2 separate regions of the Homo sapiens genome follow, and region 1 is linked to region 2. A link is a contact called in ENCODE Hi-C or POLR2A ChIA-PET data. All regions are on one chromosome and are shown on one strand. Each heading gives the region's core, a stretch centred on a gene start or an enhancer-like site at or near the end of the contact. The rest is flanking DNA. Distances are from core to core; before and after follow the strand shown.

Region 1 (4,258 bases), core at 568-3,067, 250 kb before region 2:
TTCTGTCTCTAACTACAAAGACAATGGATAATTTGGAGTTGACGAAAGCCACAGAATGTGTCGAAAAGGCAAAATAATAAAAATAATAAAAAGATGAAAATAGAGAAAGTCTCATAGGCCTTTCTGAGCACACAAAATGGTTAATTTCTGTAGAGTCAGTGTGAGCCATTTATTAATTATTTTTTTCCAGTAATTCAAGGTAGTGGTCAACTACCACTCTTCATAATAACAGCTGCTGCTTTCTGAGTGCTTAAAACATGCTGGGCCCTGTGCATTATTTTATCTAAATATTGCCACTACCCTTTAAAGTGGGTACTATTACCAGAAGCTGAGAGGCCCTTGCTGGTCTGAGAAAAACAAATTAGTGCTAGAAACACAGGTGATTAATTTCTGTTATTTCTAATTTCCTATATTATAACAATGTTCTTGATAAGAATTTGTTGAAATTGGGTAAAAAGTCTAGTGGTTCGAGGTCGGGTTGGGGGGGCGGTTGGGGGAAGGGGGTGGTTCTGAGGCCAGACTCACTTCGTGTCTTGGGAAGGTACCACCTCTGGAAGCCTCATATTCCTGCTCTCAGGAATGGGCACAGCGGTGGTACCTACCTCAAGGGGCTGTTGGGGAAAGTATGGCAGGTAATTCTTTTAAGGGGCTTAGGACAGGGCCTGGCACACAAGATTTGCTTATTCTATGTCAGCTATTATTCATTATAAACTACTTTAAACTCTTAGCCAGGTGGAGCCACTAGGGATTTCTGAGCAGGCGGGAGCAGCGGGGAGGGGGGCGGCGAGATAAATGAGGGCCTCCAGGTCCCAGCTGGAGTAAGACCCCCACTTTATTTCCTCTTCCTAACCACCCAGCTCCTGGGGCATACAAAGGGCTCAAAATACATATTCTCTGCATGCACAGTATCTAGACCCTCTGGCATCCTCCTCTTCCCCCACTCCCCCATGCCTCACTCTGTCACCTGGCCTCGCTGTGGGCTCAGGGGCGCAAACCCTGCACGTGCACTGCCCTGCAGCCGGCGTTACACAATCCGCATTTCTAAGGCAGCCGTGAAACCTGTGTCGCTGTAGGCGGGGGACCGCAAGTTGCCGGCGGGTACCTGGCTGGACAGCATCCTGATTCAAGTGTTTCGACACGGAAGGGGCGCAAGGGCACGGGAGCCGGGGCAGGCTGGGGAAAGGGAAGCTGAAAGGCTGCTGGGGGAGGGGAGTAGCGGAGCGAGATCTTGGGGACGGCGCGGAGGCGGCGCGTGACACGGAGCAAGATGCTATCTGGGTGGGCGAGCTGCAGTCCTTCTCCAGGAAATGGGGGAAACAGGGCTGCAGGACCCCAAAATCCTCTCGGCACTGCGAGGGGCGCCTAAGGGCTGCTGCGGGCGCAGGGGGTGGGGAGGCGAAGTAGAAAGAGGGTGCAGGTCCCGACCCGTCCTCACTCTGTCCCCCGGCTTCAAGAGGCTGGCTGGACCCAGGAAATGGGGCGCCGGGTTTCGGGCATCTCAAACCTATCCAGGCAGCGGGAGGTGGGGGCAGCGCCCGCGCGGGGAGCGGAGTGGAAAGGCAAGTGCAGATCGCCGACTCTTTCCACTCGATGCGCCGCTGCAGGGAGACACTGGGGGAGAGGTCACGGGGCCATCAGGGCGCCCCATCCCCCTAGGAGCGCACCACCGCCCGCCCGCCCGCCTCCGCTCACCTGACCAGCCTCAACCGCCTGGGTCCCGCCGCCGGGCCCGGACCCCGGCCCTCGGTCTCTAGCCCCGGGCTGGGACCTGCCGCCGGGCTCCTACCCGCGCCGCTCCCAGCTCCGGCGCCCAGCCCAGCTGGACTCCTTAAAGGCGCAGCGTGCCGGTTCGCGTCCTCCGACAGAAAAGCCGCCCCGCCCCGACCCGGCGCCGCGCGCTGTCCCCCAGCGGCCGCGCTCTGTTTGGGGGCTCCGGGGCGCTTATCCCCAGTTCCTCCGCGCGCTGCCTCACAGCGTTAAACCCGGAGGGTACAGTTAGCGTCTCGCACAACCCAACGCCGGCAACTGTCTCCTAGCACCCGAAAGCCACGGCGAGAGCAGGATCGCCTACAGAGGTACCGGGGGCGGAGCCCGAGCGCCCGGTCCCGCCCCCGCCCCCGCCCCCGCCCCCGCCCCGCCCCGCCCCGGAACGCACACGGTGGCGGGGCGCGGGGAGGGCCTCTGAGCCCGCAGAGCCACACACAGTTCCACATCCCCGGCCCGAATTCTTCCCGGCACTGTTTCACTTACTGAGCACCTACTGTGTGCCTGGCGCGGCTGGGCATTAAACCCGCCAAAGTGACTCAGGCAGGATCTCTGGATCTCTGCCCCGAAGGGCATCAGAGAGAAAGGGACAGGCAGGGGTTCTCAGGCAGCAAAGCAACACTGCTTGACATCGGTTGTCTCACGTAATCCTATGAGGTAGGCACTGGGGTCGACTTCTTTTCTCAGAAGACACCGAGGCTCAGGGAGGTGAGGGGCTTGCCCTGGATAGTCCAGGAAATGGGAGAAATGGGGGCGCAGGAGCCCCCAAATCCTCTGGACACTGCGAGGGCTCCACCCCAAGGAACACCGTAGGCGCTCATGCTCCCGCCCTGGCTCTCGGGTGTTTGGAGACAGTTGCCGGCGTCGGGTTGTGCGGGACGTCAGACTGTAAGGACTGAACTGGGAATTCCAACCGAGGATCGTCTGACTCCAAAGCTATACGGGAGAAATGGGCACCTGGAAAGGCCTTCGGCCACCTCTGGTTAAACCCCTGCTATGGTCGTTTCTTTCTTTTAGGGACAGTTAAACCCCAGCTTGGCCTGGCTACTCTTCCGTGTTTTCCATGTCTCAGTTTAGCTGCCACTTCCTCCAGGAAGCCTTCAGTAAGACCCCTTTGGGCTCACACTGCACTGTGGGCTTCTTTCATCAAAACATGTATTCGTTCATTTAACAGATATTTACTACACCTGTTAGGGGCCTTAGTGGCACCCAGATCTTCCTGCTGCACTGAGTGCTTGGCCTGCCACTCCAGACGTCAAGGGGCCAGGGCTCAGCAAGACTCTCTTGGCCGTTTAAATCCCCCACAAAGGCAGCCTTTGGGCCTCAGCCTGCCAAGGCCTCCACGCTGGTGGAGCCTGGCTGAGTGGTGCAGGTCCTGGGTTTTAAGAATAGGACACAGTCAAGAAGTCCCGGAGAAGTGGCAAAGGGGCATCTCTGAAGCCACTAGTGATCCCCATGCCTGTAAACCCTGCTCTGCAGGGCAGCTGGAATTCATCCGGAGTTTGGGACAGTCCCCCTGGCTTGGGCTGGAGCATTTTCCTTTAAATTGTTGGCTGCCTTATCACTTAGACTTCAATGGCTGCATGTGATTCACTTCAGGGAATGGCCCCCGAGTTTCAGTGGCAATTTATTCACCAAACAGCGGGTTGCTCAGTCCCACCTCTCTGGCTTTATCTCTCCTTACGGCTGAAGCAGAACCTTTCCAAGCCAGCAGTCCACCAACATCCCCAGAGCAGGTCCACAGAGATAGCACAAAATGTGGGGATTAAATGTCCTTCAGTCACTACTGGCCACCTATTGGATTAGCATCTTGGACTCAGGAACATTCACCAAAACAGGAGTCCAGGGGGTGAATAAATAGACAATGAAATTGATGAATGACTTCCTGGAAGGCCCCAGCCTAGAAGCCATCAATACACCTGGTATAAAGTTTAAAACAATTGCTCCTTAGTCTTTTAATTTTCCCTCTCCAAAACCTTAAAAATGGGTAGTTCATCAGTTTGGTGGGTTTTTTATTTAACTCACAGCCTGTGACCCTGGGCGTCTCCAAGGGCCTGGAATTTCTATATCCCGAGGGTTTTTTTCCCTCAGAGTTTTATATTTAGAAACACCTTTTTGAGCCCCATGTGGGAGTCACATTCTGGGTGACTTATCTCCACTGGATGGCTGACAGGAGAGAAACCTTATTAGCTCCAGTTTTACAGTGAAGGAGGCAAGAGGAGATAAGGGAACTCACCTCCGGCCCCTCCCTGAGCCGGTGATACCCCTGAGTGCTGTCACTGAGGAATCCCACCTAGGTGGGAGACCAGGGAGCAGTCCCAGGGGCCTGGTACTTTCCAGATGGCACCTTTAGTCATCCCAAATAGAAACTCCTTATCAGTGGACAGGTCTCACCCTAGCATTAAGAAAGAGTTTTGAAACCTTTCCTCTGCCAGCAGTTGCAGCAGAACACTCCAGGATTCACTCTGCCATGAAGCCTGTACATGTCTCCTGG
Region 2 (4,202 bases), core at 1,468-3,967:
AAACAAACAAACAAAAACAGAGTATCCAAATATGACAGGGCAAGAAAGCCAGGAAAAAAAACGCCAACACCAGATGGAAAATGGCTAAGGAGGAGGAAGCAGTGGTTTGGAAGCAAGGATAGAGTTGAGTTCTGTTTGGTGGGCCCTGGGTTTGAAGACAGATAACTTCGGCTCTCTGGCCTCAGTGTCTTCATCTGTAAAATGGGACTAATAAAGGCCCTTATTTCCTGGGCTGTTGCTTTGGACTCTAGCAGCCAGCCTCTTTCCCATCTCCCCTCTCCAAGTGGAGCTGAGACCTCGCTGTTTGGGGAAATTTGGGTCAGAGAGAAGAAAACAGGGATTTGGCCTCCTGGGCCAGGTGCACAGTACCTCCGCCTTCTCTTGAAGGAACCTAGACTTCGATGCCAAGCCCTGCAAGCAGGGAGGACGAAGAAGGCATCTTCCCAAGTCAAATGAAGAATCCCCTGCAAGTCCCTATGGTCCTACAGGAAGGCGAGACACTTACCACACAATCATCCCAAAATTTACTGGGCTCAGGACAGTGCCAGAGCCCTGAATGCTCACTCAGTCACTCAATCAACATGTGTTCATTGAGTCCCTGTCTATCAGTCAGGACTCTCCTGGTTGTGAGTGGCAGAAACCCAGATAAAACTCCTAAAGCAAAAAGGGGTAGTGATTGGTTCCTGGAACCAGACAGTCCAAGGGGTGGTTCAGGCAAGTCTGGATCTAGGGCCTTGGTGACGTCATCAAGAGCTGCCCTGCTCCATCCTGGTCTCCACCTTCCTTCCTGTTGGCTTCCTTCTCAGGCAGGCTGTCCCCTCGTGGTGACAAAAATGCCCGCCATCTTCTCCAGGCCGAGCTCCTCGAGAATCCCAACAAGATCCCAACAGGGAGAGAGCACCTCTTTCCCAGAACTTCCAGCCAAAGTCCAGGGCTGATGTGAGTTGGTTCTGGTGACCATGGCTGATCCCCCAGTCAAGGAGACTTGGGCCTCTCATTGGCCAGCCCCAGATCCCAGCCTCACTCCACCACGAGGGCTGTGGCCAGCCACCTAGCTGCTGACATGGGGAGGCCATAAATGACAGATTTACTGAGCCCTTGTAAATTACTCTGTGCCAGACATTGTTCCAAGAGCCAAAGATACATATAAACCTCACAAAATCCTGTTATCTCATCAGGCAGGTGAGGTGAGATCGAGTTACTTGGTCCAAATCACACAGCTGGGAGATAGCAAGGCTGGGCCTCAAACCCAAGCACTCAGGATGCCTGTTGCTTAGTGATGTTCTCTGCCAGGCATCAGCTCCACAAGGCTGGCTTCCTCATTGCTGTTGTCTGGAATCATGCTGCACCTGACCAGGCTGTGGGGACTGGCTCCGTGGTTGTGTTAATTTGCTGTGGCTACTTTAATAAAAAAAATTACCACAAATTTCATGACATAAAAGAACACAACTAGGCCAGGCGTGGTGGCTTCAACACCTATAATCCCATCACTTTGGGAGGCCAAGGCAGGTGGATCACTTGAGGCCAGGAGTTTGAGACCAGCCTGGCCAACATAGTGAAATACTAAAAAATAGAAAAATTAGCTGGGCATGGTGGTGTGCACCTGTAGTCCCAGCTACTCAGGAGGCTGAGGCACAAGAATCACTTGAACCCAGGAGGCGGAGGTTGCAGTAAGCTGAGATCACGCCACTGCACTCTAGCCTGGGTGACAGAGCAAGACTCTATCTTGACAAAAAAAAAAAAAAAAAAAAGGACACAACTGAGTCAGATGTGGAGGTGGCTTTACACCTGTAATCCCAGCACTTTAGGAGGCAAGGCAGAAGGATCCTTTGAGCTCAGGAGTTTGAGACCAGCCCTGGCACCATAGGGAGACCCCATCTATAAAAAAAAATTAGCCGGGTGTGGTGGTGTGCACCTGTGGTCCCAGCTATTCGAGAGGCTAAGGTGCGAGGATCACTTGAGCCTGGGAGGTAGTGGCTTCAGGGAGCCAAAATGGACCCACTCACTCCAGTCTGGGTGACAGAGCAAGACCCTGTCTCAAAACAAACAAACAAGAAAACACAACTGTATTCTCTTATCATTCTGGAGGCCAGAAGTCAGCAATCAGTTTCACTAGGCTAAAGTCAAGGCGTCAGCAGGGCTGGCTCCTTCTGGAGGCTCCAGGGGCTATCCTTGCCTTTACCTGCTTCCAAAAGCCACATACACCTCTTGGCTCATGGCCCTTGCTTCCATCTCCAAAGCCAGCAGGGTAGCATCTTCAAATCTCTTTCTCTCTGGTCTTCTGCTTTGTCATCCTATCTTCTTTTGTCTGAAAGACAGACAGGAGGAGGAGATCCTCTTACAGAGCCTGCTGTGATTACATGGGGCCCATCTGGATAATCCAGGATACTCTCCTCATCTCAAGGGCCCTAACTGAATCACATCTGTGAAGTCTCTTTTTTGCCATGTAAGGTCACATTTACAGGTTACAGGGATTAGGACTTGGATACCTTGAGGGGCCAATATTTTGCTTACCACAGTGGCAGAGTATGTGGGCTCTGAGCCTGGAGATGGCTCTTGAATCTGGGTAGCTCAGCCTCTAAATTGCTGTGTCACCAAGTGATTTAACCTCCCTGTGCCCCAGAGTGCAGAGATCAAGAGGTGTGGGAGCCCAGCATTTTGAGGAAATGAAAGCAATTCAGGCTGATGGAGGATGGGTGGAGTGGAAGAGGCCTTTGGCCTCAAGCCCATGCTCTGAGTCAGTTTCCACGTCTGTACAACGGAAATGATAACGGTCTCTTCTTCATAGTGCTGGCTGTCATAGGATTAAATGAGTTAAGACTTGTGAAATGCTGAGCACGATGCTTAGCACAGAGACGGTGCTCAATAAATGTTGGCAACTTGATATTGTCTTAGTTTGGGTTTCCTCAAAAGCAGACCCAAGTCCAGGATTCACATAGGAGTTATTCATTTGGGAAATGATTCCAAGAAGTGCTGGCAAGGGAGGTGGGAGGTGAGGCTGGAAAGACAGGAAGCCCACAAAAGGTGCATTCATGAGTGGGCTGCTCCTGCGAGCAGCTGGAGCTCCATCCTGCAGGGGAACCTAAGGGCCAGGTAGAGTGTACCCTCCAAGGCATCTGAAGGGCTGGGGCCTGCATTTACCAGTAGTCATTGGTTGAGGGCTTACTGAGGAGGGGCTGTTAACTCACCACCCTCCGGCCGACCATGTGTGCAAGCACAGCCAGCTCCTGTGATCAGAAAAAGTCACGGCTGCATGGCCAGATGTGGTGGCTCAGGCCTGTAATCCCAGCATTTTGGGAGGCCAAGATGGGTGGATCTCTTGAGGCCAGGAGTTTGAGACCAGCCTGGGCAACATGGTGAAACCCCCTCTCTACGAAAAATACAAAAATGAGCTGGGTGTGGTGGCGTGCTCCTGTAGTCCCAGCTACTTGGGGTGCTGAGGCAGGAGGATCGCTTGAGCCTTGGAGGTCGAGGATACAGTGAGCCATGTTCCTGCCACTGCATTCCAGCCTGGGTGACAAAGCAAGACCCTGTCTCGAGAAAGAAAGAAAAGAGAGAGAGAGAGCGAGAAAGAAAGAGAGGAGAGAAGAAAGAAAGAAGGAAGGAAGGAAGGAAAGAGAAAAAAATCAAAGAAAAGGAAAGGAAAGAAAAAAGAAAAGAAAAGAAAAAAGTCATGGCTGCTGGCGGCTAAGGTGAGTGGTGTAGGCTGAAGGGGCATGGTGGGGGGCATTGAGTGTGCTGCATACATCACACAGGACCATCCCCACCCAGGAGCCTTGATCGTTGGGACCAGGATCTGGTGACTATAAATAAAGGGACATGCGCAGAAGAGTCTGGCTCCTTCTGTCTTGGAAATGGGGCCTGAGCCTTCTGAACAGTTGGGAGAGGTTTTAAACCAGTTTCATTTCCTTTTTCCAAGATGTAGCTGTTGTCTAGGGCAGGCCGAAGTGGGGGTGTTAACAGATTTAACAGAGTCCCACTGGTCCTGGTGAGGTTTTCATGGCAGGTGGCTGGGAGGCCGGCTCTGTAGTCCAGCACCTCAGGGCCTGAGAGGAAAATGGTGTCTGTGGACAAATGCTGGGAACACCAGTCACATCTCTGCTTTGTCCAGGGAAGCAGAGGGGCCATGAAGGGCCATGGAGGGCAAGTGATGAAGGGCAGGAAGGAAGACGACCTTTTAAAAGAACACAGGCGGCTGGGCG

Evidence for each region. A loop is a pair of places that touch in the nucleus more often than their neighbours do. ChIA-PET counts read pairs that join two places held with the same protein, here RNA polymerase II (POLR2A). Pooled maps may share reads with other maps.
Region 1: a loop to region 2 is called in a pooled map, with 3 times the contacts of the local background. The contact joins the promoter of ABHD6 here to the enhancer-like site in region 2. A Hi-C loop is called at or near these places in 4 of 50 pooled maps. POLR2A ChIA-PET finds 5 or more read pairs at or near these places in 3 of 52 experiments (CD4-positive, alpha-beta T cell, PC-9 and activated CD4-positive, alpha-beta T cell).

The regions. Positions count from the first base shown.
Region 1 is chr3:58,235,351-58,239,608 of GRCh38, reverse strand. It overlaps ABHD6 (abhydrolase domain containing 6, acylglycerol lipase), which reads right to left and starts at 1,817. Exons shown (of 10, transcript NM_001320126.2): 1 at 1,693-1,817. RefSeq lists silencers at 1,576-2,065, 2,076-2,245 and an enhancer at 1,467-2,406.
Region 2 is chr3:57,982,451-57,986,652 of GRCh38, reverse strand. LOC105377104 (a long non-coding RNA gene) reads right to left here. Exons shown (of 4, transcript XR_940874.3): 3 at 2,183-2,308; 4 at 25-1,398. Among named protein-coding and RNA genes, the nearest start is that of FLNB, 24 kb to the left of the region's middle. Within about 2 kb of position 2,717, at least 19 of the 41 ENCODE cell types and tissues checked have a DNase peak (open chromatin) inside an H3K27ac peak, as active enhancers do; they include CD4-positive, alpha-beta T cell and PC-9, where a contact is called at or near this core.